6 separate regions of the Homo sapiens genome follow, and all the other regions are linked to region 1. The links are chromatin contacts, found by Hi-C or POLR2A ChIA-PET in ENCODE. All regions are on one chromosome and are shown on one strand. The core of a region is the stretch at or near the end of the contact, and the rest is flanking DNA. Distances in the headings are between cores, read along the strand shown. Region 1 holds the start of SLC38A1 (solute carrier family 38 member 1). Region 2 holds the start of ASB8 (ankyrin repeat and SOCS box containing 8). Region 3 holds the start of RAPGEF3 (Rap guanine nucleotide exchange factor 3). Region 4 holds the start of ANO6 (anoctamin 6). Region 5 has its middle 41 kb from the start of LINC02416. Region 6 has its middle 53 kb from the start of PCED1B-AS1.

Evidence for each region. A loop is a pair of places that touch in the nucleus more often than their neighbours do. ChIA-PET counts read pairs that join two places held with the same protein, here RNA polymerase II (POLR2A). Pooled maps may share reads with other maps.
Region 2: a loop to region 1 is called in a map of gastrocnemius medialis, with 6 times the contacts of the local background. The contact joins the promoter of ASB8 here to the promoter of SLC38A1 in region 1. A Hi-C loop is called at or near these places in 1 of 168 maps with a recorded cell type or tissue (gastrocnemius medialis) and 4 of 50 pooled maps. POLR2A ChIA-PET finds 5 or more read pairs at or near these places in 1 of 52 experiments (HEK293T).
Region 3: a loop to region 1 is called in a pooled map, with 5 times the contacts of the local background. The contact joins the promoter of RAPGEF3 here to the promoter of SLC38A1 in region 1. A Hi-C loop is called at or near these places in 1 of 37 single-sample maps with no recorded cell type and 7 of 50 pooled maps. POLR2A ChIA-PET finds 5 or more read pairs at or near these places in 1 of 52 experiments (PC-9).
Region 4: a loop to region 1 is called in a map of OCI-LY7, with 8 times the contacts of the local background. The contact joins the promoter of ANO6 here to the promoter of SLC38A1 in region 1. A Hi-C loop is called at or near these places in 3 of 168 maps with a recorded cell type or tissue (K562, OCI-LY7 and naive thymus-derived CD4-positive, alpha-beta T cell), 2 of 37 single-sample maps with no recorded cell type and 12 of 50 pooled maps. POLR2A ChIA-PET finds 5 or more read pairs at or near these places in 1 of 52 experiments (CD4-positive, alpha-beta T cell).
Region 5: a pooled map shows a loop between it and region 1 (3-fold over the local background). The contact joins the enhancer-like site here to the promoter of SLC38A1 in region 1. A Hi-C loop is called at or near these places in 1 of 37 single-sample maps with no recorded cell type and 2 of 50 pooled maps. POLR2A ChIA-PET finds 5 or more read pairs at or near these places in 3 of 52 experiments (activated CD4-positive, alpha-beta T cell and activated CD8-positive, alpha-beta T cell).
Region 6: a loop to region 1 is called in a map of PC-9, with 5 times the contacts of the local background. The contact joins the enhancer-like site here to the promoter of SLC38A1 in region 1. A Hi-C loop is called at or near these places in 1 of 168 maps with a recorded cell type or tissue (PC-9) and 5 of 50 pooled maps. POLR2A ChIA-PET finds 5 or more read pairs at or near these places in 2 of 52 experiments (CD4-positive, alpha-beta T cell and activated naive CD4-positive, alpha-beta T cell).

What each region holds. Positions count from the first base shown.
Region 1 is chr12:46,266,224-46,270,292 of GRCh38, reverse strand. It overlaps SLC38A1 (solute carrier family 38 member 1), which reads left to right and starts at 1,250. Exons shown (of 17, transcript NM_030674.4): 1 at 1,250-1,767. It overlaps LOC105378248 (a long non-coding RNA gene), which reads right to left and starts at 1,222. Exons shown (of 2, transcript XR_001749101.1): 1 at 1,135-1,222. RefSeq lists silencers at 701-800, 881-1,060 and enhancers at 1,471-1,570, 1,621-1,670, 810-1,792, 1,791-1,850, 2,776-3,759.
Region 2 is chr12:48,155,688-48,159,756 of GRCh38, reverse strand. It overlaps ASB8 (ankyrin repeat and SOCS box containing 8), which reads left to right and starts at 2,242. Exons shown (of 4, transcript NM_024095.5): 1 at 2,242-2,298. RefSeq lists enhancers at 2,062-2,281, 2,312-2,361, 2,382-2,431, 1,936-2,458.
Region 3 is chr12:47,756,990-47,761,058 of GRCh38, reverse strand. It overlaps RAPGEF3 (Rap guanine nucleotide exchange factor 3), which reads left to right and starts at 2,179. Exons shown (of 28, transcript NM_001098531.4): 1 at 2,179-2,508; 2 at 2,981-3,193. The coding sequence starts at 2,503. It also overlaps a transcript of SLC48A1 not described here. RefSeq lists enhancers at 1,631-2,299, 2,300-2,968 and a silencer at 2,010-2,359.
Region 4 is chr12:45,214,145-45,218,213 of GRCh38, reverse strand. It overlaps ANO6 (anoctamin 6), which reads right to left and starts at 2,119. Exons shown (of 20, transcript NM_001025356.3): 1 at 1,823-2,119. The coding sequence starts at 1,892. It also overlaps the pseudogene PLEKHA8P1. RefSeq lists enhancers at 1,114-1,243, 2,254-2,353 and a silencer at 1,484-1,793.
Region 5 is chr12:47,311,189-47,315,257 of GRCh38, reverse strand. No RefSeq gene overlaps it. Among named protein-coding and RNA genes, the nearest start is that of LINC02416, 41 kb to the left of the region's middle. RefSeq lists an enhancer at 2,390-2,439. Within about 2 kb of position 2,322, at least 3 of the 41 ENCODE cell types and tissues checked have a DNase peak (open chromatin) inside an H3K27ac peak, as active enhancers do.
Region 6 is chr12:47,266,985-47,271,053 of GRCh38, reverse strand. No RefSeq gene overlaps it. Among named protein-coding and RNA genes, the nearest start is that of PCED1B-AS1, 53 kb to the right of the region's middle. RefSeq lists enhancers at 1-258, 2,599-2,648. Within about 2 kb of position 1,978, at least 3 of the 41 ENCODE cell types and tissues checked have a DNase peak (open chromatin) inside an H3K27ac peak, as active enhancers do.

The DNA.
Region 1 (4,069 bases), core at 1-2,500:
TATCATCTTGCTTTTCCAGTGGTGATGAAAAAGCAAAATTCACCCAAATACAATGACTACTGTCTACTTGAAACGCTCCAGGTAGTTAATTTTTGAATTATGATTCACCTTCCCTTTCCTGTTTTGATGAACCATGAACAGGAGACTGAACCTTCCCTATCAATAAAAAGCTCGCGTTTCCACCCTGCAAATTCGCGCTATGACAGTCTAATTGGCTGAGGCGCAGGTGGGATTTCCTGTCGCCATTTTAAGACACAACTCCTCTGCAAGCAAGTGCCCAGCCAGTGAAAGGGGGCTGTGTCTGAAACAAAGAGTAAGCGGGAAAAAAGGGAACCAGGCCCAGTTGCCCCTGCTCCCCTCCATGCCGCTCCCTCGTCCCCCGGACTTGGAGCGCCCCAGCTCCGTTAACCTGGACGCACCAGGTCCTTCGGTCGGGACCACGTGGGGTCTCCAGGCCCTCCAAGAGCTGGCCCCCGGCTCTTTGCGCCTAGGCCGGTGCTTTCTCGGTGCTCAGCAAATCCTTCTGGTTCACCTCACACCCAGTCCCCAAAGCAGAGCTCCACAGGGCAGATCTCAGGAAGGGCTGACCAGGTCTGCGGGTGCTGGATCCGGAAGAGGGGAGGTGCCTCCCGCTTCAGGTTAGGGACAAAGGGTTTTTAAAGGTGCCCGAGCTCCCCGCCGCCCCTGCCACTTCGGTCCCCTTCCCGCCAACCCGGGCCATCTGCAGGCTGTGCCCAGGGCCAGCCCTCCGCTCCAACGCTGCCCGTAGTCCCAGGCGCTGCCCGCGGCTCTCCGGGCTGCGCTCGGACCTGCCACTCCCGCGGCCATCCTCATGCTGCGCCCTTCCCACAATGCAACTCCCTCGCTCCTTCGGCCCCGGCGGGGCTCTGGCGTACCCAAAATGCAGGCCCCAGCGGAACGCACAGCCCTCCTGTCCTCCGCCGGTGCCCCTTTAGCCGCCCCACCCCCATCCCTAAGGGCTCTCATTCTCCAGCTGCAGCCGCAGCTGGGTTCCGAACACGCCGCCGGGCCCCGGGAGGGAGAGGGGCAGGTGCCAGGGCGGCGCGCAGCCTCTGCTCCCGGTGCCAGCTTCAGTGCGCCGGGCACACGCGCGCCCCGCAACCCCTCCCTCACCCTTTCCCCGTTGCTCAATCTCCGCCAGCCGCGGTCGCTGCATCGTCAGAGAGCTGCAAGAGGGAGGCAGCAAGGTGCGGCCGCCAGCAGTGACACCATGTGACCGGCACGGCTCACTGACACGCAGCTTTGGTTAAAGAGCGGGCGCACAGGAGGGGAGGAGACCGCGCGCGGGACGGGGAGGAATGGCCTGTCCGCGTTAAACCATCACAAGCCATGGTTGCGGAAGGGCCACGCGTCCCCCAGTAGGAGAATGACTCCGATTCGTGACCCTCAGCGCCGGTGCATGTCGATGTAAGTGCGAGGCCGGCGAGCAGAGTGTGAGTGGGGGTTGGTGGTGAGGGGAGATTCTGATGCAATCGGCCCGGAAAGGAGGAGAGCCAGGCGAGCGCGGACTGGGGCGGCCACGCCACTCCGCCAGAAGGTCGCCAGGAGCCTCCGCCCTTCACCTTCCTCCGAAATCCGCCAGGCCACGCCAAGCTCCCTGCCCAACCCTTACTGACGGGGGCCACATTTTCCCGGCCTCCGCAGCCAGACCTTGACACAAAGGACATCAAACTGCCGAGGGTAAAAACCCCGGAAGGGCGGACACCTCCACATCGCCTTTTGCCACCTTTCCCTTTATTTCCGGAGGTAAGGTGATTATCCGTTCCCGGGGAGGGCTGGGCGAGCGGCAAGGGGAGATTTAGATGTCGGAGGAGGAGGTAACGTAGAAATCATCTCTGCGGGCGTGAAAGCAGAGAGAGCTCGGCTGTGCCCGATGCTTTCGGATGTTGCTTTTAGGAGAGGAAAAGTCCAGGTCTCCTGTGCTTCCCGAACGCACGCGGCAGCGGGAGGAAGCGCCAGGGCCCCCGAGTTCACCTTTGCGTGGGCTGTGGCTTACTTTTTGGTTTGTTTTCCTGTGACTTTGGTGTGTTTTCCTGTGGCTGTGGCAGAGTGTGGTACCAGATCTGGTTCCATTTTTACGAGAGCCAGGAACCACGCACGTCTGGAGGGAGAGCGCAGCTGACCCGAGGGCGCGACCGTGTTCTGGGAGTGTTTGAATCCCCGGCCTTTGGTGAAAATTTCCTGTGTCCGCAAGGCCCAGAGGAGATCGTGTGATGTCCGGGGGGTGCTGCGTGCGGCCGGCTGGGTAGCGGCCGCGGACCACCACTAAACCGGGGCATGTTTGCCGTCCTTCCTGGTGCTCTGCCCCTCTGTAACGCGGGGAAGTAGGAGGGCGCGGGGAGAAATTACTAAAGGATGCTTGCAGTGACTCACTGTCCTTTCCTGCCCTGAAGAGGATTTTCTAAAATGCAGAGGGTGGCAGGGGACAGAGGTAGTGTTTTTTCGAGAGCCGGGATGTGCTGGAGCCAGCGAACAAAAGGCCACCTCTTGCGCGGTCTTGGGCGCAGACTGCTCTCGCTTCCAGTCCCACCTCCTCCCCAACCCCCGGCACCTAGTTCGCGTCCCTAAACGTTGCCGCAGAGGCCTTTAAACGCGTGGGTCGGTGCCGGGAGGAGAGCGCATCTTCGCCCTTGTGCGAGCCCCTTGCCCCCTAAATTATCCACCTCCTGGCGCATGGGGCTCCCCAGCACCCACTGGGACCCAGTAGGTTACCCGGCTGCCTGGGCACCGTTTGCCTGCCAAATCGCCCGCCTGAGGTTTGTGCTGAACTGTAGTTAGAGAAGGCACAAGTGCATATGGCAGCAAAAGGAATTTCGCGGTACCCGCGTCACGCCGCTCCCAGTGCCTTTCACAGGCTGCCTTGGGCTGGGGAAGGTGGTGCTACAATTCAGAGTCCTTTGTCTTGCTCTGCGGCGCGGACCCGGGGTTTGTACAAACCCTCGTTCTCTGTTAGAAACCTAACTGCCGCCAGGATCACGTACTTTCTCGGACGAATCCGCGGTGATGTGTGTAGCAAAAGTGAAAAAAGACGCCTCTGCTAGAAAACGGTATTTATTTGCGTTTGGAAGGGGTTTTGACCTCTCTGCAGTGGGTTTTTACATTTTTCAATATAAGGGGGAGGAGGAAAATAAATTTATGGTTTGCAGAATGCAGGGCCCAGCGAGGGTGTAATTTGTCACCTTGATAAAAGAAACTGTGCAGCAACTCGTGCTTTTTCTGACGTCAGAAGGACAACGGAAATAAAACCTGAGCTCGGTGCATGGCTGGCCTCGTTGTCAAATGTCTCATGCCAATTTGGTACTCCCGAAATCTTGCAAAACAGCCAATTCCGGGGTACTGACCTGGTGTGGACCCCCTGGATTTTGGTTCGACCCCAGCCTCAAAATGGCCTTTCTCTTGAGAGTCACTCGATTTCTCAGTATGTCGCTGTAAGCAATTGGAAACTGGAATAGTTTGGTTTGAGGTCTTAATCTTGAGGTTTATTCGCTTTTTAAAAAAATGTGGCCAATAAACATTTTCTACAGAGGGCTTACTGTGCGACTGGCAGCAACTAACAAGATTTGTTTCACCTTCTATGAAGCTTCCGTTCTCAGGGGGAAATAGACTATATAAATGTAGGCATATACATTTCAGGTATTCTTAGTGCAATGAAGAAATAAAACAGGATCATGTGATGGGGGAGGATGCTTGAAATAGAGTGACTCACCGGGAGGGGCGGTGTGAGGGTATAACATTTGTCCTCAGACCCGAATGATGAAAAGGGATCAGCTATTTCCATAATTGAGGGAAGAAGGCCAGCGGAAGGAACAGGAAGAAGGAACAGCAAGTACTTATTGCACTCTTCTTTGACTGTAATATAATTGAACAGATAGATGAATAGATTTTAAAGGTGTTTTGGAGCTTTAAACCTATATGTATGTTGTTTATGTATATTTTTTATGATGCTTCATGAATTAAGGCCATTTAATGAAAGGAGCACCATGTTTCTGATATCTGACTATTGCTACTCTTTTCTTTACTCTGGGTGATGCTTGTGGACAAAAACCGA
Region 2 (4,069 bases), core at 993-3,492, 1.9 Mb before region 1:
CAGAATGACCTTTGCACCATTGTACCATGAGAATGTTTCTATTTTGGATTGGCATGTTACTCCTGGGTTCAGTCAAAATAGACTCTTGAAACTGTAAGATTACAACTCAAAGTCTCCCAGGTAGCTGTGGTGAGACCAGAGGACCAAGTCTAAATGAAGTCAGTGAAGAGTGGAGGACGCTCATGGAAGGACACAGCAAGGGAGGCACAGCCAGTGCATCTCCCATTATGAATGGGCCCTCCCAGCAGCTTTATTGGCTCTCCAGTGTTTTGGACCCTTGCTCATACAGGCTGTGGAACTGAATTTCACAGAAAAGAATAATTTTTATAGCACTTTGGCTTCTCTCTTCTTGAGTTATTTGCTCTTCTGTGTTCTTGGTGGCTGATGATAGTCAGATTAGGCTCTCTGCCATTCAAAGTTTATCTTTGTACTTGAAAGCATAAGTTTTGTCTTCTTTGTTAATGAATATCACTGTCAGGCTTGCTCCACTGCCCTATCAGCAGGTACTGATTTGACTAATAAAGATGAGATCTATTGTTTGGGGGGAAAAAAAGTTAGTTTGATTTCTCTAGGGGTCTCTTATGTGATTTTTAGCTAAGTGATGGGCTAGGTTTTCAATGACATGCCAAATGGAAATAAGAAGATATTGATCATGAGTGTGACATAGAGTAGTTTTCTGCATATACTGAGTTGCAGGCCAAGTAAAATAAAAGTGTACTCAGTTTTTCAATAAATAAGTAAAATAACCTGTATTGAGAGCCTATTTTATCACTCCCTGGGAGACTCCGCTCATTCTTACATTTGTAAGATGCTGATGGTTTCCCAGAATTTATATACTTCAGCATTTCCCAACCAAGAAATTTGAGAGATGTGGTCCAGTGTGGTGACTCATGCCTGTAATCCCAGCACTTTGGGAGGCCGAGGAGGGTGGATCACCTGAGGTCAGGAGTTTGAGACCAGCCTGGCCAACATGGTGAAACCCCATCTCTAATAAAAATACAAAAAAAAAATTAGCCAGGTGTGGTGGCAGGTGACTGTAGTCTCAGTTACTCAGGAGGCTGAGGCAGGAGAATCACTTGAACCCGGAAGGCTGAGGTTGCAGCCAGCCGAGATCACGCCATTGCACTCCAGCCTGGGTGAGAAGAGCGAAACTACATCTCAAAAATAAATAATGATGATGATAATAATAATAATAATAATAATAATAATAAAAACATTGCCAACATTTGCAACTTGGAAAAATTCACTTTTTAAAAAAAATCTGTATTTCAGCTTCTTTTGAAAAATGGACGATCTCACCATGGTGCAGTGGCAGGAAGTGGAGGGCATATTCCTACCTGGCAAAATTCCTTTGAGTCTGGAGCTCAAAGGAGGCCCACTCCTCAGACCAGGTCATGAACTTTCAGTTTACCATCCTCTTACTGATGTACATGATCTGTCTGGGCCTGCTTTAAATCTCTAATTGGTTAGATTTGGTTGCTTAGAACAAGCTCTGGGGAGTAGGTGTGGGGCACTCTGGTTAAACAGGCTACCGGGCAGACCACAACTCTTGCAGTCTGCCTAAATGGGCTGCTGCTTCACTCCTTCCATGCACCACCACCATGTGCTGCTGACTTCAAAATGTTTATGCTTTGCACAGAAAGTCTGTCACTCAGAGGTGTCATCATGTTTTTGTGCGGGAAGTTTCATTAACCCTAATAAGAGTTATAAAGGTCATTTATTCCTCTACATTTAGAATACTACACCTCTTGGGTGGTTGAGTTTGTCTTTGATATGGTTTACTTGAAGGAGGGTGGACATGTACAGGAGGGTTCTAAGGAGCATAGATTCGTTCCACCATTATGAATAATGCTGTAAGTATTTTTGTCAAAGACACTTCCTACTAAGAGTTTAGTCTCCTAAGCAACTGAACCATTGTGGATGGACCCCTGCTGGCCTGGTCCACGCAGGTGCAACCATATAGAATCGGCCCAACACTCAGGGTTCCTGAGCTTTTTTATCCCCGCTGCAGGACCAAGACCCGAACCCTGCGGCTGTGGCCGAGAACGCTGCACTGAGCCTGCGCGCAAAGCCTCTGAGTAAAAGGAGAAAGTAACCCCCTAACTAGGCCTCTGGAGGGCGAAAGCTGCTGCACAAGTCTGCGCAGGCGCGCCCCGCTGACGAACACTCATCAGTGCGCAGGCGCCCATCTTAGTTGGTCTTCTAGTCCGGTAAACAGAGGGCCTGCCCCCGACAGCTTCTGCTTCCGGGTCACGCCTTGACAGCGGCTTTCAACCCCCACCTCAGCCCAGCAATTCGGTGAGTGCGGTCCTTGGAGTGGGTCTACAGCCAGGTTTCCTAACCCAGGGTACCACGCCCAATAACGCTTCCTCTACTCCCTGGTCGAAGTGCTCTAGTTCTCGAGGCTGAGACTTATTTCCGGGCCTTAGAAGGCAGATCGAAGAGGGGGTTGGTCCGCGTCTGAGGCCCCCCAGCGCAAATTGCGTGATTCTCTTTCAGTACCGGACCTACCGGGATTGCTGCGATCTGTTTAGAGCCCGTGCAGAAAGTGACACCGCACGTCCTTGCGTTTCGTGCCCTTGCCCCCCGCCCCCTAGCCTCAGCGAGACAGCTGCCGCGGGCCCTCCCGCAGCAGGTGCGGTGGGGATTACGGGCGCTGCAGGCTCGGCCAAGGTTCTCCCGGGGCGGGAGGGGGCGGGGCCGAGGCCTCCCTCGCATCAGAGCTGTTGTGTCTTCTCTTTTCCAGTTTGCTTTTTTTTTTTTTTTTTTTCAGCTTCTCAGTAAGTGCCCTTTGGTGTTTTCTCTGGATCCCGTAGCAAAAGAAAACGAGGGAGACAGGGCTTTCAGCTCTAGCAGAGGAAAGGGCCTTCCAAGGGGATCAAACCTTACACGGGCTGCTGTCTAGTGAGATCGAATTTAGCTTTCCTTGACCATTCCTGAAGTGAATGCTGTCTGCCCTGAAGTTTCATTCCTTTACCGGGAGCTTCCAGGCAGCAGCAGACCACTGACCATACTCTCAGGAGTTCTTAGCCCAGAGCCCAAGAGCGCCCGGGAAATTAGTTCAGGATTTAGTTTCATCCGATTATCATGGCCCAGAAATGGTTAACAAAACGACTTTATTTATTTATTTTAATTTTTGAATTTTTTTGTAGAGACGATTGGGTTTTGGGGTCGTCTCGCCATGTTGCTCAGGCTGGTCTTGAACTTCCAGGTTCAAGAGTTCCTCCTGCCTTGGCCTCCCAAAGTGCTGGGATTACAGGCAACAGAACCACTTTGGTCCAAGCCTCCTGCTTTAGATGCTCTGTCTTCTGCTGCCATTCTTGGAATTACCAACTCAAATGCACTTGTCTTTTTTTTTCCTTGAAACAAAAAAATTATAAGATACAGATACTTGTCTCAGAGCAGTTTAGTGGCTACTGGAGAGATTAAAACACATGCCAAATCTAAACTATCTAGAAAATGTCATAGAGACATATAAACAAGTGTGTCAGCTTATCCGTGCATGATAACGGGAGAAAAATACCTAATTTGAATTATCGATACATATGAATATTTTTACTTGCATTCTTTTAATGGAATTTACATCTACTATAAATGGCTACTGATTCACAAAATAGAAACTATCAGAATTTATAGTATATAATATATAAAGGGATACACAATCACAAAAAGCAAAAATAGGCCGGGCATGGTGGCTCATGTCTGTAATCCCAGCACTCTGGGAGGCCAAAGCAGGTGGATGACCTGAGGTCAGGAGTTTGAGACCAGTTTGGCCAACATGGTGAAACCCTGTCTCTACTAAACATACAAAAATTAGCTGGGCGTGATGGTGCACACCTGTAAATCCCAGCTACTCAGGAGGCTGAGGAACGTGAATTGCTTGAGCCTGGGAGGCTGAGGTTGCAGTGAGCTGAGATCGCACCACTGCACTCCAGCCTAGATGACAGAGTGAGACTCCGCCTCAAAAAAAAAAAAATAAAGCAAAAGACTATATATACATATATATATATATATTTTTTTTTTTTTTGAGATGGAGTCTCACTCTGTCATCTAGGCTGGAGTGCAGTGG
Region 3 (4,069 bases), core at 930-3,429, 1.5 Mb before region 1:
CGCCTGGCTAATTTTTGTATTTTTAGTAGAGACAGGGTTTCACCATGTTGGTCAGGCTAGTCTTGAACTCCTGACCTCATGATTCACCCCCACCTCAGCCTCCCAAGGTGTTGGGATTACAGGCGTGAGCCATCGCACCCGGCCTCAATTTTCCTTTTTTGAGTAGACTCTCCTAGGCAGTCTAGTCTACATTAGAAGAATAGAATACATACAGAGTATACGCAGTATACCATGGTGAGTACGTGGAGACAGACAACCTGGATTCATGCCCCAGCTCCACCATTTACTAGCTGTGTGACTTTGGCAATTTCCTTAATATCCCTGAGCCTCAGTTTCCCCATCTGTGACGTGAGGATAACAGAAGTACATACCTCACAGGATCGTGGCAGGGATTAAACACATGGAAAGCACTTGAAAGAGTGCCCGCACATGATTAGATTTTGTAGCTCTGCTGAAATGTATACAAGTGTCCTGCCTCACTCCCCAGCATCTTCCACCTGCCCAGAGTAAGGGCAGCAAGAATAGGAAATAGGGGACCCCTTTGTGACCCAACTGCCAGTCTCAGGAAGCCTTCCTGCAAGAACTTCTAGGCCAGGGCACTGGCCCCAGCAACCCGAAACTCATGACTCCATCCCCCTAACTCTTCCCCATGCATACCTGTGACTCCCAACTTGTCATCCTTTCCTGTCAGTTTCCAGGTTGCTCTTCCTTCTTCCAAATTACCAGAACTCCGTTGAATGGATTTGGGTCTGAGGTCAGATTCATTCTCAGGCTTTCCTCCTTCCCCGGAGAGGCATTTAAAACTCCACCAGCGTTTCTTAATGTGTGGACACAGCAGATGACCTGGGGTGTTTGTTCCAAATACAGATTTTCCATTTCATGCCAATAGGATTGAATATGAATTGCTGGGGACGGAGCCTGCATTTTAGTAAGCTTCTGGGAAACATTTTTTATACATGTATACATTAAAAATGGGATTTTAATCACAATTAAAATTTCTCTCCCCACTTTCAAGAAAATAATAATTGGTGGAGGATGGGGGCTTGGCATCCCAAAATTGGGAGTATAGGCTTCTTAGAGCTACCTCTTCCCAGTCTTCTCCTCACTTTCAAGAAAATAATCATGGTGGAGGATGCGGGCTTGGCATCCCAAAATTGGGGTATAGGCTTTTTAGAGATACTTCTTCCCAGTCTGGGCTGGCTCAACAGCAAAGGGAAAAGGGAAGAGAAGGGGCAAAAAGTCCTAAAAAGCTGGGGGTGGGGCGTTCACCTCCTTCCAAACCCTCATTATCGTCCTGAATTACGGGTCGCTGTCCCCGGCCACTGTCTCTCCACCCTCTCAGGAGTGGGGCGAAGAGGCCCGCGCTGGGCCATTTGCACAGTGGTGGAAACTGAGGCCCAGGGAGGCGTGGAGCCTCGGTAGCAAGCCTGCCTAGCAGGGCGCTGGAATGCCCGGTCTCCGCCTCAACCTACCCGGCCACCAGGGAGCGCGCGGTAGGGGGCGTGGTACTCGAACACCTTCTGCTCCCCTGGAAGCTCTGCCACAACCCCAATCTCCTCTTAGGGCCCCTACCCGTTCTGGAGAGCAGTCCTTCCTCTCCAGCCTCAGTTTCCTCAACTGCTCCCGGTGTGTGTGTGCTGGGGCAGGGGGCAGTGGGGCGTGGGTCTGGGAACGGAACTGTGGGAGGCAAGGCAGCGGGATTCCCCGCGGGAAAGCCGCCTATTCCCTCCCCCGGGCGGCTGGAGACCCTGAACCGAAACAGGAGGCAGACACCCCCAGCCGGGAAGCGGCCCCAGCCCGGATTTCCCTCCCGGGTGAGGCCGCAGTGACTCACCCCCTCCCCGCTCTCCCCGGTTTCCTTGTTTGCATTTCTCCTCCCGGCCACGTGGCGGCCAGTGCAGCCACTCACCGCCGGATCCCTGACACCCCGGCCGTTGCGGCCTCCTCCACACACTTCGGGGCCGCTCCTGCCCCCTGGGGATACTCTGGGCTCAGGCGGATGTCCACTCTGGTACCCCCGGGTGCGGACTCCAAAGCCTGCCAGTGCCGGCCCCCTTCCCCTACGCATTCCTCTACCGTAAGGCAGGGCGCCTCCACCCCGCCCCCTCCGCCAGTCCTGGGGAGGGGAAGGGGGCGGGCAGCGCAGGGGGTGTGACAGCTCCCGCCCGGACCGGTGCCAGCGCAGCCTTGCTTCAGCGCCCGGTGCCAGCTGGCTCCTTCGTCTGAGACGAAGGCGCAGGCTCGGGGCTCCCTGTCGCCGGTGGCTGGGTGGCGTCCCCCCACCACGCCCCCACCCCTCTACTCACCCAAGAGGAGCCTCTCCACCGAGCCCTGCATCCTGCTGCCCTGGCAGCCAGTCCAGCTAGGCACTGGCCCAGTTCACTGTACCTGGACTTACCCACTGGCACCCTCCGGATCCCCTTATCAAAGCTGATGGGGGTCGCTGGGGACCCCCCAGCCTTTTGCTAGAGCCTGCACGGCTGTGCGAGCTTGAAAAGAAACATGAAGGTGGGTAAGGTGGGGTCAGGGTTGAGGAGGAGCAGGAGAGGGCGGGAGAGGAAGCTGACACGGTGGGGAGTTTGGGTGGGAGAGGGAGGGTTAGTCAGGGCTGAGGAGGAGAGGAGAAGGGTTTAAGCCGAAGCTGCATTTCTGGGAGACCTAGTGAATCTATAGCTTCATACTGGGAGGTAGTGGAGATCCCTGCAGGGGCATGGGCAGTGAGATGGGACAGAATTCCAAAGAGGACTAAGAAGGGCCTGATCTTTTCCAAGAGCCAGCTGGAGACCCCTAAGTGCGCCAGACCGGCAGGCCCCAGTGAAGGTCTTCCTGTTCCTCCCCCCAGCTCCTGGCAGGGTTGCAGCACCTCCGCCTGACCAGTCCAGAGGACTCTAAGGAAGTAGTTCTGCCTGGGGCAGTTGTACTGTGGCCCAGCCGCCCCAGTCGTGTCCCATGGCTGTCCACTTTCCTCCCCGTGTCACAGGTGGGCTGGCCAGGTGAGAGCTGCTGGCAGGTGGGCCTGGCTGTGGAGGATAGCCCAGCTCTGGGAGCACCGCGGGTGGGAGCCCTCCCTGACGTGGTGCCGGAGGGGACACTACTCAACATGGTGTTGAGAAGGATGCACCGGCCCCGAAGCTGCTCCTACCAGCTGCTGCTGGAGCACCAGCGTCCGAGCTGCATCCAGGGGCTGCGCTGGGTGAGTACCTTTCACCTGCCCAGGTGCCAGGGCCAGTACCAGAGCTAGAGGGGGGCCTAGATCATGGCTTGGCATGCTGCTGGTGGCCCAGCTTGCTCTGGGGGTGTACAGTGGTACAGCTGCCGTGGACACTGGGTCAGGAAGCTTGTCTGCAGTGTGCGTGGGTGGCTCACACAGCTGCAACGTGTGTGTGTCTGTGTGTGTGTTCTGCCCAAATGTCTCTGTTTGGGCATGGGGGGAAGGGGAAAGGGATTTGTTGTTTATCTGTCACCTCAGTGAGCCGGCATTGAGTTAGGTACTTGTGTGTTCTTTCCAGGTGGAGGTGGGAGGTATGGGGGCCGGGTCAATGGGTTGGAGTGAGGTAAGCTTGGTTACAGTTCTGGGTGCATCACCGTGGCAACATTCTCCTTTAGTGAGTTACTGAACTGTGCTAATTCTGCGTTTTGGTCTTAGGGTGAGGTGATCATGTGGACACTGCTTGGTACCTGCCTTTGGGGGGCTCAGGGAAGGATTCTGAGACATTTGGAGAATCTGAGATCACCAAAGTGCCCTTTGCTAGTGAGAAACATCTCTGGACCTGAAAGAATGAAGGAGAGAGCAGGGAGGGGAAAGAATGGTGGGATTTGGGAGGCAAGATAATGGCTGTACTATCCAAATCAGCAGAGAAGCTATCCCCAACCATCCAGACTAAATAGAGTAGCTTAGCTTGAGATTCAGTTATGTCTCCACTGCGTGTGTCCACCCAGGTTTCGCTATGTTGCCTAGGTAGGTCTTGAACTCCTAGGCCCAAGCAATCCACCTGCCTTGGCCTCCCAAAGTGCTGGTATTACAGGCGTGACCCACTGCGCTTGGCCGGGAGAGTTCATTTCTTTTTTC
Region 4 (4,069 bases), core at 870-3,369, 1.1 Mb after region 1:
TAGTGGGAAATGCCCTACTAATATTAACACTAAAGTATTAGTATTAGTAGTTTCTAGAGGGTGGGGAGGAGTAGAGATATTTAACTTTTTCTTAAGTCTATCTACACTGTTTGACTGGACAAAACTAGCATGAATGACATGTCATTAAAAATAAAAAGAGCTTACTGCCACACGCTTAAGATGAATTTATACGATGCCTCAATAGGTAAACACAGACTAGACCAAATTACTTTCTAAACTGAGATCTACTGCTGGCACAGTAAAACAAAGCTCAGAGCCTCTTGCTTACTTCAGTTTCCATTTGAGCTTCTGCCCTTATTTACTTACAATACTCATTATAAACAGTGCAGCTCACCATAAAAGACAATAATACTTTCCTGGGAAACAGACTGTGTCAATTTTATTGTAACTTTTTAAATTTCACTCCTATATTTTTATGTAATCATCAGGTACTACTTAATCTTGCTAAACAGTAGTAACAGCCAGAGTGACCCAGTGGTAAGAGCATTAATCTTCACTGGTTTTACAAGTCAGAAAACCTGGGTTTGAAAGTGTGAGAAGCTGGGCAGACCAACCTGTGCGCTTCAGTTTTCTCTCCTATAAAAACTACTACTATTTGCTCTCTCCTTAAAGATGAATAACTAGTAAATTGTTCTTAAATGAATGAATGAAATGTGAAACTAAATCATGGAGTGTAATCTCCTCTATTCGATTTGTCCCTGGACAACCAAGAAGTTACCAAATTTTTTTGATCGAAATATTCCGTGCCCAAAATGTAACAGAAATAAAAACCACACCCAACTCCTAAAATTAAGTTACTTTTAAAGTTATTAGATAACAACAGGGCTTTAGAACATCAGCAGGATGTTCTGCTTTAAAATTGATTTGGCATCCAGGAGACTAAGCCGAGTCGCCACAACAGACTGGCTTGGTAATTTAATTAGAGTCTTCTGGAGGGACACATTATATCATCATCCCCCGACAGTGTTCTCTTTAGGGACCTGATTTTCTCTCTAGTCCTCTCATTCCTTTCCCCTTCCTCACCTCCTCTCATCCCTTTTGTTTGCCCTTTTTTTCTTTTTTTGCTCTTAAAACAGCTCTCCCTCCGTTCGTCTTGTCACTTCCATGCATTTTTAACTCTAACTAGAAATGGGTCACCCCAGGTTTGCTCCCCAAGCCCCAGGGCCCCTCAGGACGAGTGAAAAAGGCCCTGCGGTCCTCCCTGCCTGGGGGAATTCCTCCTCCGATCACAGCTCCGGTGGGCTCCGCAGATGGGAAAGGGTTTCCAGCGCGCGCCTAGCGGCCACAAATCACTTCCCGGGGCCGCCCCGCCAGGCCTCAAACCTCCCAGAGCCGTCGGTCGGCTTTTACTTTAACGAGGATTCAGATGGGTCACACCCTGTCCTCCAAATGCGGGCCTGCTCCCCGGACCCCGCCCAGGGGGCTCGCCCCAGTGCCGAGGCTCCTGGGCAACCCTAGCACTCTGCGAGTCGGGGAAGTGACCCCAAAGTTGCTTCTGAGTGGAGACTTCCGCACGCAGAGGCGTCCCCGCAGCTGCCAGGCTTTTCAGGGGCAGCATCCCCCGCCCGTCAGGAGCCTGTCCTCGGGGCCACCACGCGCCCCGCGCCTCAGCCCCGCAGGGGCCGCACCGGGGCCTCAGTCTGCAAGCAGCCGGGGACAGCGGGCTTCCTCCCCTGCCCGGAGCGGCCGAGCGTCTCGGCCAACCTCCCCCGCGGAGAGCACAGCGCCCCCGCGCAGTCCCCGAACTTCTTCCCGCGTCGGCTCGGGCTCTCGGGTGGGGACGCGGGGACCCCTCGCTCACCGATATCCCCATCGTCGTCGTCCTCCTCCTCCTCCATTTGTAGCAAAACATTCCTGCTCATCTTTTTCATGTCTCCCTCAGAAGGCGGCTCCGAACTTGGCGCGAAGTTGGGGGCTCCCGGGTTCCAGAACGGCGCGGCTCTCCCAGGGGCCGGATCGGGGACCGCGGGGCGTGTGTCGCTTGGGCTCAGGGGCCGCTGAGCCCAGCCAGCGCCGGGGAAAGCCGAGCCGAGGCACCCACCGACCGGAGCCCAGAGCCGGAGGACGCCTCTCGCCTGCCGAGCGGAGCCCGGAGACTGAGCATGCCCAGTGCGGCCGCCGCGGCTCGCTGCGGAATGATTGAACTTCCCCGGTTTTACGAGGCGCGCAGAAGGAAGTCGGCAGGCGAGACTGCAGAGGGAGTAGTGCGATCCTGCGCGCGGGGGAACTAGCTGGAGGGCAAGGCGGGAACACGTGAGTGCGGGAGTGGACTGGGTTCCCTGAGCATTGATCCCAAACAGGGCAGCTTTTCGTTCCAAGGTCGTCTGTGGACACACACTGTGGCTTGCTTTGTTTTAACGTCTGATACTGGAGAGGAGGGAAATGCTGCTGCAGCACAACTGCAGAACCCTGGAAGGCGAACTCGTTTGAATGGCTTTTAAAGGCGACGTGGAGCTAATAATGGGGGGATCTTAAATTACTCTAGCTCCGAAGTGGGAAAGTGGAATCTGTACGGGTAGGTTAAGATTACGGTGGAGTCGGGGTGGGAGGAGAGGCAAAACTCAGAGAATAAGCAAAAGAAGAAGGGGCGGGACGGACGGGAGTGGGGGTGGAGAGAATTTTCTAAATAAACGTGTGCACAAAGGCAGGAGGATTTCCGCATACATTGAGGTCGCGGAGAGTGGAGAAGCGCCCCCTACTCCGCCCGCGCGAGCACACAGGGAGTGGTCGGAAGATAATCGCTGAAGCGTCCAGCCTATTTGTACAATTGAAACTAGTCCTCTGTGTCAAAGAGGGAGAAGAAGCCGAAGACCACTAGAGTTAGATGTAAACTCTTCTAAAGCAATGTGGAAAGCTATAATAAGAGAAAAGAAAGTCGTGAAATAAAATTAAGGCAGAGAGTTTTTATTTTTATTTTTAATGCTTTCCTGGAAACCAAAGGGACCGATAGGACAAATACAAAGGGATTTAGTACTTTAAAGACCCTTGGAGTTGTTTGAACGGCAGGTTTTGGGGATCGCGTGTCTACAAAACTTTTTTCAAAAAAGCTGGTACATTCAGGTTGTTCAATTTTGACTTCTCAAAAGGGCTAGAAGGTATATTTGAAATCTTGGTTATATGTGTTATTGTCTACTCATTGAAATTGTTTATATTTTTTCCACTGAAGTGCTAGGGTTATCACAATAACACTAAATCTACTGTGCATGTTTTTTCTTCCACATACTTTTTTTAAGACGGTCTCGCTCTGTTGCCGAGGTGGGAGTTCAGTAACTAGAACTACAAGCGGAGCACACCACCATGTGGGGCTTATTCTTAAATTTTTTTGTAGAGATGGGTGTCTCACTATGTTGCCCAGGCTGGTTTCGAACTCCTGGCCTCCAGCAATCCTTGCACCTCAGTTTCCTAACATTTTTAATGTTCTCTCTGAAAGAAAGAAAACATTGGGACCAATCTTAAGTGGGAAAATAGACATGAATATATACATGAAAAGACATGATGAAATTACTTTTAAGAAAATACCTGGGAAACACTATACTTGCTTCTTGAGGTACTTTTTTTGAATAAACAGAATTGTTTTTAGTATAAAGAGACAACAATACAGTACTCTGAAGATAGGAGAAAAAAATGATGGGAGAAGAAAGATGAGAAGAGATTGTTTCCTTTCACTGAACACTCTCCCCTGAGCTTGTGAAACTCACTAAAAGTAGAAACTTCAAAAGTGTTTTGGTTACATGATCAATTTTTACAATTTTCTTTTAACAAATTTTTGTGTAGTACTTTTTATGTGCTAGGAAAAGTTTTACATGTTTTATAAGCATCCAGTCATTCAACCCTCATAACAACCCTAGAAAGTGTTATCATTTTTCTTCAGGTGTGAGGCAACTTGAGCAACTTGTCCAAAATCACACAGGGAATAAATAGTGGAGCCAGGATTGAAACCTCAACAGCTTGTTTCAGAATCAGTGCTCATAGCCTCTTCATAAACCACCTCCAGAGACATGTCCCAATCCATTTTTTTTTCAGATCACTTTTTCCCCCACCAATTCAA
Region 5 (4,069 bases), core at 1,073-3,572, 1.0 Mb before region 1:
CAGTTCTGGGTGAAAACCCAGATAGGGAAGTTGTTTCTCCAGTTGATGAACACACTGTAATTCTTATTTGGGACAGAAAAAAAGGTGTAGGAAGATGTTATGACTATGTAACAAATAGAAGCCTGGGCAACACAGGGAGACCACTTCTCTACAAAAATTTTTTAAAAACTCAACTGGGCACGGTGGCTCATGCCTGTAGTCCCAGCTACTCAGGAGGTTGAGTTGGGAGGATTACTTGAGCCTGGGAGGTTGAGGCTGCAGTGATCATGTCACTGTGTCACTGCACTCCAGTCTGGGTGACACAGCAAGAAGACCCTGTCCCCCAAAACAAAACAAAACAAAAACAAACAAACAAACAAAAAACTCAAATAGACCTAGAATGTATTTAAAAGGAAAAGTAGCACCAGTTGGAACTCTGATGGTCAAAAACAAAAACAAAACCCTCATCTGCCTAGGTATACACCCAAAAGAATGAAAACAGAGATTTTAATAGATACTTGAACATCAGTGTTGATAGCAGCATTACTCACCGTAGGCAAAAGATGGGAAACAACCTCACTGCTCTTTGACAGATGAATGGATAAACAAAATGTCATGTAAATATTCATCCTTAAAAATGATGAATTTTTAAAATGATGAATAGTCAGACATGTGCTATAACATGGATGAACCTTGAAAACATCATGCTAAGTGAAATAAGCCAGGCAAGAAGGGACAAATATATGGTTCCACTTATATGGGGTACCTAGAATAGACAAGTTCATAGAGATAGAAAGTTTGATAGAGGTTACCGGGGACTGAGGGACAGGGTGAATGGAAAGTTACTGTATAATGAGCACGGAGTTTGGAATGATGGAAGAGTCCCGGAAATGGATAGTGGTAATGGTTGCATACATTTTGAATGTACTTAATGTCACTGAATTGTGCACTTAAAAGTGGTTACAATGGTTTTATATTATGAATGTTCTCCATCTTAGTACCTATCAACTCTTCCTGCTTGCTACAGGCTTTCCCTTTCTACCCTTAGGCAGGCATGGCTCTCCCTGAGTCAACAATATGCAGCCCCTAGGGTGGCCACAAGCCCAGGATCCCTCCCAGCCTGAAGGAACTGTACTCATATTGCCCTGGGTTGGCAGCCTGGGTTCTCTGCTGAGTTACCCCAAAGTGGTTTCAGGACAGCACAATTATTTATTAAGTAGCTCTGGTGCTGACCTTAAGAAAAAACAGAACAACGAAAGTATTAAGCGTAAAACCTTTCTCTTTTAATGAATGAGTAAATATTCATGTTATTATTCCTAGAAATAAGAACTCTGTCCGCCTGGGTAACATAGTGAGACACCATCTCTACAAAAAAATTAAAAAGCTAGCCAGGCGTGGTGGCATGCGCCTGTAGTCCCAGCTACTTGGGAGGCCTAAGGCAGGAGGATTGCTTGAGCCTGGGAGGTTGAGGCTGCAGTGAGTCATGGTCATGCCACTGCCCTCCAGCCTGGGTGATGCAGCAAGACCTTGTCTCAAAAAAGAAAAAAAAAAAGGAAGAAAGAAAAGAAAAGAAAAAAGAACTCTGAAGACCTTGGGAAAGAATGGTACTTAGTAGTTAGAGTTCTGTATATAAGGAAAATATTTCCAAATGCTCTATGAGGTCTGGAAAGTTATTTCACTAAGTACATTCAAAGTTGCAACAGGAGATCATTTTTTGCTGGATGGTTTTAATAATAATATACAGTGCCCCATGTATAAAGAGCTGTAGCTAATGGCAGCCATAAGGTATGTAAGCACAAAAGGGACATGTGTTTATGCTGAAGGTTTTGATTTCAAAAATAAGGCCATGTTTTAAGTTATTAGAGAGCACGATTCTTATACTATCAAGGTATTACAATGCTTTGGAGATGTCCATTAATTTATGGGCTTTTGGATTCCTGTAAGTGCTTACTTCATAATTCCTGGGTCTATATTTGCCTTGAATATCCATCAATATTCCACAAGTACTTGCTGCAACCCTATCCTCCCTACAAGCTCCCCCAGTACAAACATACAAAATTGATAAGACTCAAGGTCCTCTCTTGCCACAATCAGATCATTAACCTGCGCTGCCAACCAGAGTTTCATGGTTCTTTATTTATTTATTCATTTATAATATCTAGGATTATAGTCTAAGAAGCAGGATTCTCCAAGGAAAATGGTCACACACACACACACACACACACTCTTACATTATCACTGGCTCAGCCGGCTGGGATTAGACTTTAACTCAGGCCCTTTATTAAAATGAAGTTGCAAAAGGCCAATTTCACTTCCTCTTTCCAAGAGGTGTGAGATTCTTGCCACATCCCCAGGCCCCTACATGTTCTGTAGGTAGAAAGAAGCAAAATAATCTCCAATATGTGCAAAGTTCAGAAATCAGGGCTGCCAGAAGACAGACTGGCTATGATGGACTGTCATTTGGTATTACTAAAAAAAAAATCATGGGTCATTTACCAAAATCTCACTTTATATTCAGCTATTTTAGTATCACATTGACAAAGTACAGGGTTAGAAATACAAACAAATTTAGAAATGAGGAGGTAAAGCTAGGGGAAAACTAAAAGGCTAGAGGGTGGTTCATATAAAACCTAATTTAAAAATCTATGAGATTTTAAAATACGTGGGGAGTTTACAATCTAGTCTCCTATATTAACACTTCTGAACATTACACATAGTTAGCCATCAAATATTTATTGAGTTCTTCTAATGTGCCAGCCAATGCTCTAGGTGCTGAATATAGTGAACACACCAGAAAAAGTCCTGCCCTTAAGGAGGTTATAAGGCGGAGATGACAATGAACAAATAAACATACAAGGTGAATAACACATAAAATATATAATAAATGTTAAATAATATAGACTATGAAATATGAACATATATTAATAAACTTTTATTGTTCATTATATATTAATAAAATATATAAATATATTAAATGTTATATAAAATAATGAAAATATACAATAAATCAGGCAAGTATTATGACAAAAATTAAGTAGGATAAAGGGCAGTGGTGTACCTAGTGCATCTGACACCCTGAGCAGATCAATTTTTAAATATCTGCCTCCTTTATATGACAAATTATTATATGAAAAATTATATTAAATAATCGTGAAATGAAACATGCAGCAGAGTCTAAGAGGGCCCCCATGATGCCCACTGGTATGATTTGGGTCTGTGGCCTGCCCAAATCTCATCTTGAATTGTAATCCTCAGTGTTGGAGAAGGGGCCAGGTGGGAGGTGATTGGATCGTGGGGGTGGATTACCCCCTTGCTGTTCTCATGATAGTGAGTGATTTCTTGCAAGATTTGGTTGTTTAAAACTGTGTGGCACCTCCCCGCTCTCTCTTTGTCCTGCTCCTGTCATGTAAGACTTGCCAGTTTCCCCTTCACCTTCTGCCATGATTGAAAGTTTCCTGAAGCTTCTTCAGCCTTGCTTCTTGTACAGCCCGTGGCACTGTGAGCCAATTAAACATCTTTTCTTTACAAATTTCCCAGTCTTAGGCAATCCTTTACAGCCGTGTAAGAACAGACTAATACACCCACCTTATGCTATTCATGTCTTGTGTAAATCCCCTCCCCTTGAGTGTGGGTGAGACTTGTTAATTGCTTCTAACCAGTAGAATATGGCAAAGCTGATGGGATACGATTGTGCAACATAAAATTGTACCCCATCTTGCTTGGAGATGCTCACTCTTGCTAGCTTTTCTGGGTAGTGGGAGGGAGATGGTCTTGATCTCTTGTCCAGGCTGGAGTGCAGTGGCATGATCACAGCTCACTGTAGTCTTGACCCCTTGGGCCCAAGCAATTCTTCCACCTCAGCCTCCCAAGTAGCTGGGACCACAGGTGTGTGCCCCTGGCTATTTTTTTCTATTTTTTGTAGAGTCTCATTATGTTACTTAGGCTGGTATCAAACTCCTGGGCTCAAGTGATCCTCTCACTTTGTCCTCCCAAAGTTTTGGAATTACAGGCATGAGCCACCACACATGGCCTCTTGCTTACTTTAAGAAAGCAAAGGTCATGTTGAGAAAGCCCCATGGCAAGGAGCAGA
Region 6 (4,069 bases), core at 729-3,228, 1.0 Mb before region 1:
GTGGTAGCCATTAGTTCGGGGTTGGGGAAAAGAGGTGAAGAGATTCAGACTAAGAAGTTAGGTACAGAATAGATGGTGCTGGGCTTTGCACTTGAGCTTCACACTGAAGGCAGTAGGGAGCCCATGAAAGATTCTGCATTTTCTCTGGTTTGTGATCCAGGAGGGGTAGACAGGAGCTGGACAGAGGGCAGTCTATGCCAGATAAACCTGGACCAGGATCAAGGCAGAGCATTGCAGAGGAAAGGACAGATATGAGTAGCCATTTAAGGTGAATCAAATATGTTTTGTTTTGTTTGTTTGTTTGTTTGAGACGGAGTCTCGCTCTGTCGCCCAGGCTGGAGTGCAGTGCGTGATCTTGGCTCATTGCAAGCTCTGCCTCCCGGGTTCACGCCATTCTCCCTCCTCAGCCTCCCGAGTAGCTGGGATTACAGGCACCCGCCACCACGCTTGGCTAATTTTGTTTTTGTATTTTTAGTAGAAATGGGGTTTCACTGTGTTAGCCAGGATGTTCTCGATCTCCTGACCTCGTGATCTGCCCGCCTGGGCCTCCCAAAGTGCTGGGATTACAGGCGTGAGCCACCGCGCCTGGCCGATCAAATATGTTTTAAATGTAGATAATCTTACTTGCAGGGAAGCCCAGGCAGAAAAACTGGAGAAAAGAAAAACATGCCTCATTCCCTTCCTATGACATCCTGTTGTGTCTGAGCTTTATTACTACAAGGTGGGGACACAGACTTTTCTAATGATAGTGGGCTATTTAGCACTTAACTTTAATCAGACCTGGTGCTGAGGCACTTTACATGGAAGGGGATCAGAATATGCCACCCCAAAATATGCCACTTTAGTGTAAGGATTATTTTCAGCTGGAAGCAATTGAGAATCAACAGATGCAGAAAGAGTTCTTTCCTCTCCCCTTATCTGACTAAAAGCAGGGCACAAATTTGCCTTTGTGAAGGTGTTTCCTCTGTGCCAGTAAGGGAAGAACAACCCATCACCAGAGTCTAACCACTTCTTTGAGTTTCACTCCTTTTTTGTGAACTCCTGTGCATGTAAATATTAATAAAAATTTTGTGTCTGCTCTTTTGTTAGTCTGTCTTTTGTTAGGTTAATTTGCACGCCCCCAGCAAAAGAAGAGAGTAGAGGAAAAATTTTTCCTCCCCAACAACATACATCATCTCACTGAACCCTTATCCCTCTTAGTGCGGAAGGTACATACCCCATTTTTTAGATCCAAAAACAAAACTAAGGGATGTTAAGGGGCTGGTCCAAGGTCACGTAGCTAACAGGTGGCAGAGCTGGGATTTGTACCCATGCCTACACGACCACACAGCCTGAACATCCAGCAACTATCCTGCAATTCCAGTGTGTAGGAAACACAGTCTAACAGAGTTAGCAGACAGGGATTGGAGCAGCGTAAAATCCATATTCTAATTCTAGCCCCATTACTATCAACAAAATATTAATCATGTAAATATTTGTGTTGTTCTTTATAGTTCTGATAATAAAGTCATTGCTTCAGTGGTATGACCTTGAGTAAATCGTGTAACCCATCTGTGTCTTAATGTTTTCCCATGAATCAGCACATGGCTTTTAAATTCTTACTATGTTTTAAGTCCTATTCTAATTGGAAGACTGTAATCTTTTATTTTGTTTGAAATAAAATAGCAATGATTTTCACCCTCTTTGTGAGCCCACAAACAAAACAGTAGATATTTAAATTCTGTGGTTACAAGAAAATAAAACAGAAAGAAGTCCTTTCAGTTCTGCTAAATGCAAAATGAACATATATGCAGGCCAGGTGGGGAAGAGATGGGCTGCATTTTTGTCTTGGGCATTAACCAATGTAACTAAGTGGTCAATTGCTATAATTTGAAACAGGAAGGGAAGCAGAAGAACTCCTGTTGATGCTGTTATTTTAAGTAGGTGCATGGTCTATCCTTATCTGGGTAACTTGACTGTCTCAGGCTTGACTAAGCTGCAAGTTCCAAGTTGGTCATATTAACACTGTTTACCTAATCTCAAAGCTCTGAGTGGTCACCGAGGGAGTCCCTAGGAGAGTCATTGTTGATAGAGAGGGTGAGGAGGGAGTAAACTGTAGTTCCCCAGGCTTTTGGACAAGGCTTTTGTTGAGGGGATTCAGAGAATGGTGGGAGCAGAAGAGAGCCAGTGGAATGGAGACAGAGCTGAGGTGGGGAAGAAAGATGGAGCAAGACATAGCAGCTGCTGGCCAGGCACGGTAGCTCATGACTGTAATCCCAGCACTTTGCGAGGCCAAGGCAGGTGGATCACCTGAGATCAGCAGTCCGAGACCAGCCTGGCCAACATGGTGAAACCCCGTATCTACTAAAAATACAAAAAAACTAGCTGGGCGTGGCGGCGGGCGCCTGTAAACCCAGCTACTTGGGAGGCTGAGACAGGAAGAGGTTGCAGTGAGCCAAGATTGCGCCATTGCACTCCAGCTTGGGCGACAAGAGTGAAACTCCATCGCAAAAAAATAAAACAAACAAACAAAACGACATAGCAGCTGCTGCAGGAGAGAAATTTCAAAAAGTGGTGATGAGACATTTAGAAAGGTTTGGGTGTATGATATGTAAATTTCTCTTTCGTCTACAAACAAAATTGCAACAAAACTCTGCCTGGTTAAATGTTGTGCTGGTTATTTGACTGTTTGCCTCCAGATCCATCCTTTGTGTCTGCTCTGTATGTCTGACTGTTGCAAGCTATGATACCCAGGCTCTCTTGACCACCTGTTTTAGCCTCACTTAACCAGCGAGAGGTACTGTTGGAGATTGGAGGTTGGGAGGAAAGGGGAAGCCAAAGTATTTCTTGTCCTCTTTTTCTGCCATGGGAGGCATATCTGGCAGTAGCTGCCCTCCTCTGTGGCTCCAGCTCTTGCCTGAATATTTCTGTTATAATGCTAGTGTCTATCAAGGGACCCCCAGATCCTTCCTTTGTCTCTCCAGTCTTAAGGGTGGGTGGTGGCTTCCCACTTGCTAATCTTTGGGATGCCTCATCTACCCTAGTGACTATTTTAGCTCCTCTAACACCTTTATAATTAATTCTTCGTATTTAATATCTTCTATTTAATAACCTGATGGGACCCTGATCAATACAGAGGAGACGTACCTTTTTTCCTCTCCTGGTTTCTATAACGAGGGAGTTCTCCAAGCACATGTTTTGTTTCCCTTAGCCCTTTTATTCATCCCACCCCTAGGGCTCTGGAGTGAGTAATTGGATGGTAATTTTGGAAGAATCGCTGAGCATGTTGGGTCAGCTTTGCTGCTTCCTATTAGGAGTGGGCATTCCAAGAATGCACAGTATCTCTCTGTATTGCAAGTCTTGCCTGGGCAGGCCTGCTCTAGCCTAGCAAATGCCTGACTATGGGCAAGTCTGTCTGATTTTAGCCCACTTGACCACCAGACCTAAAACCTAGTCTTCTAGCCTGGCCTCTGCCGGTAACAAAGGTGATCCCCATTTGCTCTACCTTTGTTTTATTTCTTCAACTTGTTCAGGATGCAAGTGAGCAAGAAGAGTGCCATTTATTGTGGCTCCCTCCTTCAGAGACTTTAACATTATTCATCAATTCTTTCGGAACTGGATTTATGATTTTTTAAATATGCTATAGTAACAGAGAAGGCCTAAAGGTAGGGGTGTGTGGACTGAGCTGGTGAGACAATGCTTCCCTCCTTAGCAATTTCTGGGACTCGCCAGTTGATCCCACATGTGTCCATGGATCAGCCCTGCTTATTGCTTACTTCCCAACTGCACTCTGTCTCACCTAACAGGACTACAGTGGTGCCATTGAGCTAGAATATTATTCTCAATGGCCAGATGCTTTAACCAAAATTAATGTCTGCTCATGCAGTTGGAATCCTACCATATGATGTTGCTGTTGGAAGTAAAGGCCTGCTGTACTTCAGTGTCAGTAAGATTGACTTCCAGTTGTTTCCTTATGATTCCTGAAACCACTGTCATCCCTAGCTCCCAAGGCAAGACCTTCCTCCCTCGTGCAGAATTCTTCCATGGTCATCCCCATCATTCTTCCTGTAATCTGGCTGCTTTGGAACCA